Linked DNA regions of Homo sapiens: region 1 is linked to region 2. Evidence: read pairs that join two places in POLR2A ChIA-PET (ENCODE). Cell type or tissue: CD4-positive, alpha-beta T cell. All regions are shown on one strand. Links, peaks and the distances in the headings refer to the core of each region. The heading gives the core; the rest is flanking DNA.

Evidence for each region. ChIA-PET counts read pairs that join two places held together with the same protein. Peaks named below come from ENCODE experiments on the same cell type or tissue, not always from the same donor. Only the 100,000 strongest peaks of a DNase experiment are listed, where the experiment ranks them.
Region 1: POLR2A ChIA-PET joins it to region 2 with 8 read pairs; 3 of 35 experiments call an interaction of 5 or more read pairs at or near these places.

The regions. Positions count from the first base shown.
Region 1 is chr1:197,192,553-197,198,668 of GRCh38, forward strand. The region is part of intron 2 of ZBTB41 (zinc finger and BTB domain containing 41); the gene reads right to left. Among named protein-coding and RNA genes, the nearest start is that of ZBTB41, 5.7 kb to the right of the region's middle. In CD4-positive, alpha-beta T cell, for the core only: no CTCF peak of the experiment used is centred there; no DNase peak of the experiment used is centred there.
Region 2 is chr1:197,903,481-197,908,284 of GRCh38, forward strand. It overlaps C1orf53 (chromosome 1 open reading frame 53), which reads left to right. Exons shown (of 3, transcript NM_001024594.3): 2 at 2,316-2,417; 3 at 3,669-3,882. The coding sequence ends at 3,740. Among named protein-coding and RNA genes, the nearest start is that of C1orf53, 3.3 kb to the left of the region's middle. In CD4-positive, alpha-beta T cell, for the core only: no CTCF peak of the experiment used is centred there; no DNase peak of the experiment used is centred there; H3K27me3 peaks cover 1,418 bases.

The sequences.
Region 1 (6,116 bases), core at 1,370-3,869, 710 kb before region 2:
TGAATATGCACATCTAGTAATTTGAATTAGAAATTTTGAAATATATTTCCAAGCAAAAGGCAATAAAAATAGGAAAATAAATCAACATGAAAGGTAACTCTTAATTAAAAACTTAGCTTTGCTCTCTCCTGAAAAATAAATGTATAAATAAATTTTTCTTCAGGTGAAAACTAATGTGAAAGTATAGCATTTCAGTCATATACTTTAAAAAGGATACATCCTATGTATAACATGAAAATTATGAAAAATCCAAAATATTCCAAGGCCACTGAGGAAAGATATAATCATAATTATGTGTCTACCCAATAAAATAAAATAAATTCAATAATTTAGTAAATATATATACAACTGATTTTATTAAGCAAGTAATATCATATTTTCTAAAAATAATAAAAAAACTGAGGAAAGGAAACCAATGTATTTCCTTAAGGTAAGGGAAGAATGTTAATCACAAGCAAAGAAAACAGAAGTACAATGAAAAATTAGGTATTTAGGTGTAGAACATAGTAATGGTATATGCATATCTGATATGCATATAGTCAGAAAACTCAGTCAATATTTAGGCATCTCCTAAATTAGTTGCGCGATTTTAATCAAGCTAATAATTTAACCTCTCTTTACTTGCGTTAGTAACACTTCATGGGGTTGTGACAAGTAAATACGTTAACAAATACACACAACAACACTTAAAACATCCTGGCACAGCCAGGCACGGTGGCTCATGCCTGTAATCTCAGCACTTTGGGAGGCCAAGGTGGGTGAACACTTGAGGTCATGAGTTTGAGACCAGCCTGGCCAGCATGGCAAAACCCCAACTCTACAAAAAAACAAACAAAAAAAAAACCAAAAAAACAAAAAAACCCAGCACATAGTAAGCACTAATAAATATTAACTGTCATCATTATTATCATACGGGTTACTAGTCATAATATGGACATGTAGGTATACCTCAAATATAAACATGGATACATCTGATTTATGAATATCTGTTATAACAAATCAAACTAGGGTTTCAGCTCTCTGATAACATTGGATACACTTGGCTCTTTCCCCTTGCCACTGCTAAAATTGCTTAGTATCTCAGTTCCCTCTCTGCTACTGCTAGAGTATACTCAACCATTTACACATACATGTACACATCCTACCACCACCACCTCCCCCGCTGTGTTCAAGGAATCAGACCAAATACTGGGAAAAGACAGAGGTCACTATATGGGTTTTTAAGTATTCCCTTATTGTGAAAGTTTTCACATTTCATTTTTAACTCACCTTTTAAATTATGTAAATAATCATACTGATATTTAAAAAACTGTAAAATCAAAAGTATACAGTCTGATTTTTTAATAACTAAACTTGTGATTTTTGGAACAGGTCCATTTTTAACTGGGGATTGACTGTGCATGTTTAGCACAGATTCTCAAGATTGAGAGACAACTTATCAACCTCCTAATGCTTAAATCTTCTCATCTTTCTTTCTTTTTTTTTTGAGACGGAGTTTTGCTCTTGTCCAGGCTGGAGTGCACTGGCGCGATCTCGGCTCACTGCAACCTCTGCCTCCCGGGTTCAAGCGATTCTCCTGACTCAGCCTCCTGAGTAGCAGGGATTGCAGGCACATGCTATACGCCCAGCTAATTTTTTGTATTTTTAGTAGACACGGGTTTCATCATATTGGTCAGGCTGGTCTCGAACTCCTGACCTCAGGTGATCCGTCCACCTCGGCCTCCCAAAGTGCTGGGATTACAGGCAGGAGCCACTGCGCCTGGACCTCATTTTTATTTCTAACAAAAGTAGCAGCATAATAAAAATCTTAAAGTATGAAAAATTTTTCAACAAATCATTTACTTGCTATGAAAATGTCTTTGCTGAAAAGATGTTAAATTAATAATTAGCAGCATTCTCCCTCTATTTAAAATTGAGAATTTCTTCTATGCATGCAAATAAAAATTAAGTTACTTATAGCTAAATACTGAAGTCATTGAAATGGCAGTTATATTAAAAATTAAAATCACTTTGACTAGTAAGCTTCCATTTCCCTACAGACCAGGAGAGATAAAGATTTAAGCAAGAAAAAAAAAAAAAAAGAAGAAGAAGAAGGAAGTTTGGGAATTTAAACTGAAATAGCCAAATTTAGAAAAATCTCATGATTTTTTTAAAAACCATTTTAAATAAATTCAGCCAAATCAAGCAGACCAATGATAATACAGAAATTTGAGTAAGTAAAATAATTTTTTAGTTATTAATTCAAATTTTATGCACTTAGGCTTTGCATGGCCTGTTATCACCATGGATTTGAATTTCTGAACAAGAACAGGAGAGACAACTTTTGACGGAATGCTGGACCCAGAAGAGCTAGGTAGATCTCTACAGACTAGTGGGAAAATATATGTTAATCTTCGATTTTCATGTTTAAATCATTTGGTAGGGTTTTTTCTTTGTTTTTGTTTTGTTTCGTTTTGTTTTTTGCCAGGGGGAGGGCACTCCTCAGCACAAACAGTAAACATCTACAACTGTTTCTCTACTTTCATGGAGTGGGGCATTCAATAATAATGTATAAATCAAAATGTTCACTTAAAACTTATCAAAGTTTCAATTTCAAAAACAGTATTCCTTCACAGAATATTAAACTACACCCAAGCATTCCTGATCCTGAACAGAAAATACATAACATTTTATAACATAAGAAATTTTATCCACAGCATTTTTCTGAACTGAATCCCAATATGAATCATGTCTCAAATCAGAAGTCATAAATTAAAGATATTTTCACATGAACAAATTTGACCTTATACAGAGTTTACTCCCACATGGGTCATATAAAATTACCAATGTTAGATTTTGTATGCAGTTTTTACAAAGAGAAATATCACCAGATGAGTTCATTATATATCTGATATTGCTACATCTTAAAATGTACCTTGAAATATTCATATGAGTTAGTCTAAAGAATATGTAATTAAAATACTTAGCCTTAGAGAGTTGTGCCATTGTTATAACCCTTTTCTATTAAGAACTAAGTGGAATATCTGCACGATGGACTAGTCACATTTTTTTTTAAAGGTATAAAACATGTTCTACCTCTAGAAGAGATTGTGAATTTAATCTAATGAAAGATTTTAGTTCTCTGTGGAAACAATAAAAAAGATGAATTATCCAAATTTTCTCTCTCACCCCATCTGTCATCTCCCTATTTTTGCCTGTTTATCCACTAGGTTTTTGGTATAAGGGGAAAGGTCAAAGGACTCTTATTTGCATGATAATTTGCTGAGAGGAAGACAGCCGGTAGCCTAAGGAAAAATATAACTGGAAGAAAGGATAAAAGATGCAAAGTAATGGAATCAAATTAGTAGATTACTTATTGTGGAACTAATGGTTCCAGCAGAAGGTCTCAAAGCTTATGCATCTCTCATAAACCCACCCCAAAGAAGCCAAGTTAGAAGCTTAAAGAAGGCTAATTGGCTTCTTACAAGCCCAAAGTCAAGCCAGATACCAACTTTTCAACTTAGCTCAAATAAACAAGTGCTTACTAAAAATTTATTTGAAATGACCTGAGATGTTACAAAGAATACTAGCCAAGAGTAAGATACGTAACCTCCAGGCTCACAATCTAAGACAGATAAATACCCCAAAATCTGGGTGGCATTTTAAAATTCTACGAAAGGAATGTGGATGATATGAGAATAATGGGAAGGTGGCGCTCGAACTCCTGTGTTGTTATTTTTTTAAATAAACTGTACTTCTAATAATAAAGATGGTAAGAGAGGACACTTAAGACACATGGATCTTCTGCTACATATTCTTTTCATTCTACTCATCACCAGTCTACTTAGTCTACATTCAATGTATCATAACTCTCTGCTTTACTCTCATTCTACATCCCACTCCCAACGCCACTCATCTTCCAAGTCTAAGCTACATTATCATTCTGGTCCTTTGTTATATGCTCCTTCTTGTCTCCCTGGCTCTTTTTTCATCCCTTTTTCCAATTTCCTTCTCCACACTGAAGCCACCATGATCTTTCTAAAATTCTTACAGGCCATGGTTTCCTTTGTAAAATTCTTTTCAACAGTCCCTATCACCTACTGAATAAAGTCTAGTCTAGTTAAATTAGATTGTCCAAAGTATACACCTCTGTAGAACATACAAGACATACAAAATCTGACCACCACTTTCTTGCCCACCTTCATCTCCTGTTATTTTCACTATGCCTCCCTGACCACCTTGAAACCACTCACACTTGAGCAATTTCCAGAATACAACATACCTCAATGCCTTTGCACATGCTGGTCCTTCTGTCTTGTAAACTGTTCCCTATTCTTTGAGTCTCAGCTCAAATACTATCTGCTCTGAGACACTTCTCCTGATTTCCTTAGTCTTCTATACTTATCCTGATAAAATTATCTTTATTGTAACATGATTGTGTTTTTTCATGTACCCATTAAACTCTAAGGTTCTTGATGACAGAGAATATATCATTTCATATTTGTTTAATAATGTTTGGCAGCTTAGAGACAATAAATATGCTAGAACACCTACATTTTGTGCAATATTTTAAGTGATTCCCTAGAATTACCCCATTTAATCCTCATAATAACCTTTCCCTACCCCATGAGAAGGTACTATTAGCATCACATTAGCATCATCTCACTTTACTTATGAGGAAACAAAAACACAGACAGGTTAAGTAACTCACCCAAGAACAGGATTCCAAAAAAACCAAGCAGTCTTATATTACTATAACTCAGGCTTTTTAACTAGCGATATATGAATAAGATATAGATAGATATAGATATAGATACACTAAGGTAATAGAGATGAGAAACTACTGGTGAAAAGCAAGCAGCAGGGCTAAACAAAAAAGAGGAATGGGTAGAAGAGTGACATAATGTAAAATACATTCAGAAAGGTCAGTCAGAAATAAACCTACAATGTGACCTACTGATTCCCACAATTATCTGGGCTGAACTTGGAAAAAAAGGAAGGGGAAGGGGACAGGAGGGAGAGAGGGAGGGAAGGAGGGAGGGAGGGAGGGAGCGAGGGAGGGAGGAAGGAAGGAAGGAAGGAGCAAAATGTCCTCCTCTTAGTAAATCAGCACCTCAATCTTGAGCAGTATTTTCCCAAATTGTGCAGAAAACTCTAGTTTCCTAGGATGCTCAAAGAAGTACCTCCAAAGTATCTTGCGGTAAAATGATTTAAGGAAATACTGGGTTAAGCAAAATCAACAGGTTTCTTTACTAAAGAATTGGGCAGTTAAAACCGATTGTGAATTACGTAGTTCCCAATCTTACTTGAACACAGAAGCCTTCTCTTACATAGCATGTCACGGGACTAATGTTCAGTGGGACAGTTTGAGATATTTGTGTTGCACCTACAATACCATTTGTGAACTCATCCCTATTCACTCATCTCCAAGTCAAATTAAGACAATTAAGGCAGAATACAGGAAGCATGCACTAAGAGTACAAAGTCTAAGAAGTCTATTGGAAAGATGCAATGTTCTCAGGTACTTCAACCCAAAAGCTGTTCTCACCTCTATACATATCTTCACAGTATTTGTTTACAGTTCTACAACAGCATTTTATCCAGTCTAACTTTAACAACTTACTTGTATACATATGCTCTTGGAATTGTTACTGAAGAAGTTATTTTATTCATGTTTACACACAGCCTCAGTTAAAATATTAATAATTATTAAATTAGATTGTCCAAAGTATTCTGATTCAGAGAGAAAATTATTCCAAAAAACATTATAAAAAGCAAAAAGCAGATACCACTGTTATGTCAGCGTATAATGCAACATCTTTTTACAGCAAATGATCACCAATTCCTTAAAAAACCAATTTCCGCCTATATCAATAACATAAGTAAGTTAACACTGTAAGACATATGGGGATATATTAAACTGGGTAAGTAATTTCTACCAGGTCAGATTGCAGTAATTTTTTTTTATCATTATATGTGGTAGAATATATTTCACAATTTCATAACTTCAATTTACCTGGAAGCTTAATTGTTGCAACTGAAAAGTTTACATTAGAACAGTTCATCTCAGACACTTCCAAGAATTATCTTACCTAGCAAATATTAGACAACTTGAAATTAAACATGTACTGACATAA
Region 2 (4,804 bases), core at 529-3,028:
ACAATTGTCTGTTAGTACCAGTATCTAAACTTCTCTCCCTTTACGCCTTCTAACACAGTCTGCGTGAGTTTAAAGGCAGCATGGTTACCTTTACAAAAGAAACAGTGAGAAAAAAAGAGAAACTGACTATAATAAAGATAGAAAAGCAGTATGAAATGAACCCATTTAATAAGCTATGTGTGTGTGCCTCCAGTACTTGATGGGACTAATATTATATGGTATGACTTGAGCCAAAGGGGTAGAGAAGAAAATCCCGGAGGTTGCCTAAAATTGACTTATTTAAATAATGACAGTTAGTAGGCCCTGAGAATCCACTGTCGGTCTGACCCATTCAAGTGCTGAAACTGAATAAAGACTCATTAGGAAGTGACTGGCAGCTTTTGATTGTTCTTGTTTATGCTCTCCTTTTAAAAATAATGTATATAATTTGTTCTCATACTTCGCAATATAGATATGGTGGATATTAAAGAAAAGTGTCATTCTCCTTAGAGCAAACACCAGTATCATGTGAAGAAATTTTCAATCAGTCTAGGGAAGGAAAGGAACTTTTTCTCACTCGGGAAATTCACATTTGTTTCATCAGTGTCAGTATCACAGGTTAAATGACTATCCAGGTGACCATAAGTAAGCCCAGTAAATAACAAGCTGCTTGTTTTTCTTTTTCGACAAATCTGAGCCCCCTCACTATGGTCCTTCTTCCAGCCTCAAAGCAGATAGCTCTCTTACCTTTCTCCGGGTACCGATGCGCATCACTGAGCATCTTGCTCTCCAGTCAAACTGTCAGCACCCTTGCTTCATCTTTGTCTGTGGCCACCATTACGTGAGGCTCATTTACTGAGGACAAATTAAGTTTGTGTGGGCAGCCAGCAAGCTCAGAGGTGCTCAATCAACATGGAAAGCTGTAGAGCAGGGGCATGCGCAGGAGCAATCTGTTAGGCTTCCAGGTTGCCAGATAATTGCCCTCAGAAGACTCCCAGAAGCTATGAAAAGTAAAAAGAAGCCTGCTACAGAGTTCCTAGTGTTTTTTTGTTTTTCTTCCAAGTCTCCAAACACGAGCTTCGTAAATAAATAAAGAAGTGAGGCCCTGACAATCGGTCATTCTAAGGTAGTGCTGAGTGCTCCTGATTTCATGTAATCTGCTTCTGTGGTCTCCCTGGACTTGGGAAGTCTCTCTCAGACCAGCCTTGGGACTTGCTCGGATTTCTGCTGCCCTGTCCTGCTCTAGCTTTGCTGGGATGCCTTAGAGTGAGGCTAGATTTCAACTGTACCCGTCCTTTTGCTACACACTTTTCTCATGAAACATATTGGGTTAAAACCTCAACCAGAATAAAATATTCTGCCATTAAATGAGACACTGAAGAAGTTGTTGGTGGTTCATACAAAAATGTGTTTGTCAGAAGACATGCAAGTTTCATGTGTATTTTAATGAAAAAAACTCTGTACAAGATTGATGCACTGAGTTACTGCGTGGTAAAAAGGTTATACAAAAAGTCCATGGGAGTTCCTCTACAAAAACCCAAGGCTAAGTAATATCACCCCAAAGACCCAAATCCACAGAAAAGATTATGTTATTTACTTTTCCCTTCCCACAAAGTACTTGAGACACCGTTTTAAGTCATGTTTGAATGTAGATAGAATATACTTCCTTGACATTTGAAATAGTACAATAAAAGTTTCTTTTGATCAAACTTGTGAAAGCTGTGAGTGTTAATATGTTAAAACAATACTTTTTTCACTTAAAAATACAACTAATAACACACCAGCAAAAAAAAAAATAGTATAAAATGTGCAATGAAGTAACACATGAAGGTAAAGAAAGTGTTCAATAATAGCAAAGGTAATACTTTTCTATAAGGACCGTTGGTTTTGATTAGCGCCTTTTCTGTAAGTTTAAATCATTATCCACATATTTTAAGTACTGAAATTCCAACTGCAACTTCTGAGTGAAAGTTCATTTTCAGCCTCTTAAGCTCTTAAAATCATTTAAATCACCTGTTATTAAGCTTGTTACCTAGAAACCAAATGAAAAATATCAGAGCAGTGGCTACATAGTTATTAGGTACAGAGGAGTTCTTGTTTTTCCATCAACTTCTCATTTTTCTCAAACTGTATATTTTCTCCTTATGTCACATAAAGTTGGATTGTGTATAATGCTGGAGTGCATTTGGTCTTTAATTGCAAGTGCCACTAAAACTGCTGGGAAGAAGTTTAATATTGTTTAAAATTTTTCTGCAGTATTTTATGTGTAGACATTATGGTGAAGAGATATGATGAATATTGAGATTAATGAATTGTTTCATTTTATTGCACTTCAGGCTGGCCAGCTAAACTATGTGGATCCAGCTACTGGCTATGTGGTGCTCACACAGATTGCCCACTTGCAAAGAGGTGAATGTTGTGGCTCTGCGTGCAGACATGTGAGTAGCAATTCTTGCATTACAGCAGCAGTTTGCGGTGCTTCTGTAACTTCGTAAATACCTATTATTTGAACAACAAGTCAAATAAAAAACCAAATAGACCTGGAGTGAACTTTTCACAAGCTACTTTAGCCAACGACAATGAAGTCCTTAGTACCAACATAGGACTTTTAAAGTTAATGGAATTTTGTAAAGTTTCACTGTGAGCATCAGTTCCTTGAAATGCTGTGATTTGAAATTCATGGGAGCTCTTTATTACAAGGAAACTTTTCATGGGGTTTCAAATAAGTTGTTTTCATTAGGCAAGTACAAAGAGGGCAGGAAAAGAAATCTAGAATGTTGCAGATGAGATCCCTCTTCTTTATTAGTTGAATAAATAGAAACTCGCCCAGCATTGAGAGGTAGGTTTCCTTCAGATAATGATTTTTTCTTTTCTTCTTTCCTTCCTTCCCTCCCTCCCTTTTTTCCTGTCTTCTTTCCATCTCTCTCTCTCTCATTCTGTTCCCCACCCCCCGCCACCACCTTCCTCTCTCTGGTCCTTTCTGTGGCTCTTTTCCAGTCTGTGTTTGAAATAACTGTGAAACTAGATTATACTGCATGTAGTGCCTGTACATTTCCTAAAATGTTTATTTCAATAGATACCTCTCTATGTTCACTAATTAAGATAAACAAACCTCTCCTTCCTTATTATAAGCAAAAAATAAATGGGAATGAATCCTTCACTATTACTTTTTAAAGGCATAGTAGTGAGGTAAATTGTTATAGGGTCAAGATTATAAACAGTAACAACCTCTGTTTACAGAACACTTTGTATGTTTTGGTGCAAGAAGGTGTAATTTCCTTTAACTAGCCACTCTATAATTAAAGAATAGACACTAAATGCATGTATTAACTGTAGCCAGGATTAAAAATTAAACCTTCCGTTTTATGTATGTTCCTGTGCCCTTAGCTGTTTCTAATCAAATGCATAAGAGCTTTTTGTAAATTGAGGATTTGAGGATTTTCTAAAAGTGGATTTTTTGACAGTAAAATTCTTAAATTTGGAAGGATGAATTTAGGAAATGGTTCTTGGACCCTAATTAGGATCATTTGCCTGAGGTTGCCAATATTTTTCTCTTAGTCTGCAGGACCTGATAGTTCAAATGATCTATATAAAATTGTTAACAGTCTCTTTTTGTCACCATGAGAAGTGTGCTTTTTCAAGATGATTGTTAAATAATTTAATAATAATTTGTTTTATTTCTTCTGCAGTGTCCATATGGTCAAGTCAATGTTAAAGATCCATCTAAAAAGAAGCAATTCAATTCATATTTTTATGTTTGACAAGAATTTCATCTCTGTTCCCTAACTGTGCTTGTATTTTTTAAAAAATAAAGCCCCAATTCAGAATTGCTGGATTATTAGTACTTGAACACTAGTTTAATCCTAAATACATATATTAAAAGAACATCAATAAAATGAAAAAGCTAACAAATGTTTGTGTGTTTCTGAAATGGCACATTGATCGTTATTTTCCTTTCTTTTTGCCTCATTATCAGACACATATGTTGAAGAAAAATAATGGCTGTTCCATTAAATAAATAGTAGCAATCGGGTCACATTAGTAGCTCTTGGTTTTTCTTAGCCTCCGTTCTCCTACTGTTTTCTCATCAGTGTTAGCAATCCCAGGGAGGTTGCTGGCAAATAGAAGAGTTTTGATATATTCTTCATTTTATTTATATCTTGAGCTATACGGAGATTATAATATATCGTGCAGCATGTGAGTGCCCAAGAAGTGCCATCCTGCATCAAGAAATGCTCTCATCTTCCATCTGTTCTTTCAATAAAAACTTTAAATCATTTTGACTTGAGGGTCAGGCAGCTGAAGATGTGTCACTTAGACCATCCTTTCTTTTCTCCCCCACCCTTTCCTCCTGTATTTCTTTTGGCACTTCCTAGGCAAATCTATCTTTGAACATTTTATTAGCTGTACACTTTTTCATTCACCACGGTGATGCCCCTGGGCATCAGTCTCCAGCCTGAGTCAGGAGCTTACAGGAGCTTCTTTCCACACCTTGTCTGCTTCTTATGAGGACAGCAGTCCCCAGGAAACCCTTTGCTAACCAGTTGCAGCTACTCAGAAAAATGTGGGTGCTTCCCACTTGGAAGACTGGCTTTGCCCAGAGCTGACTCCCAGCCTTCCCTCAGTGGAATCTGAAAGGTTCTCAGACATCTCGGGGGTCTGCCTCAGGTTCTGCCTGTGGCCCAAATAAGAGCTTTAGAAATCTTAAGCAAACAAAAGGTTTTGGTACTTTCTCCCACATTCAATTCAAAATAAAAGCCATTCTTAACCGTGAAATGAGTGAGAAGAAGCCCAATAAAGTTCTAATTTTCCTCCTGATTATGTC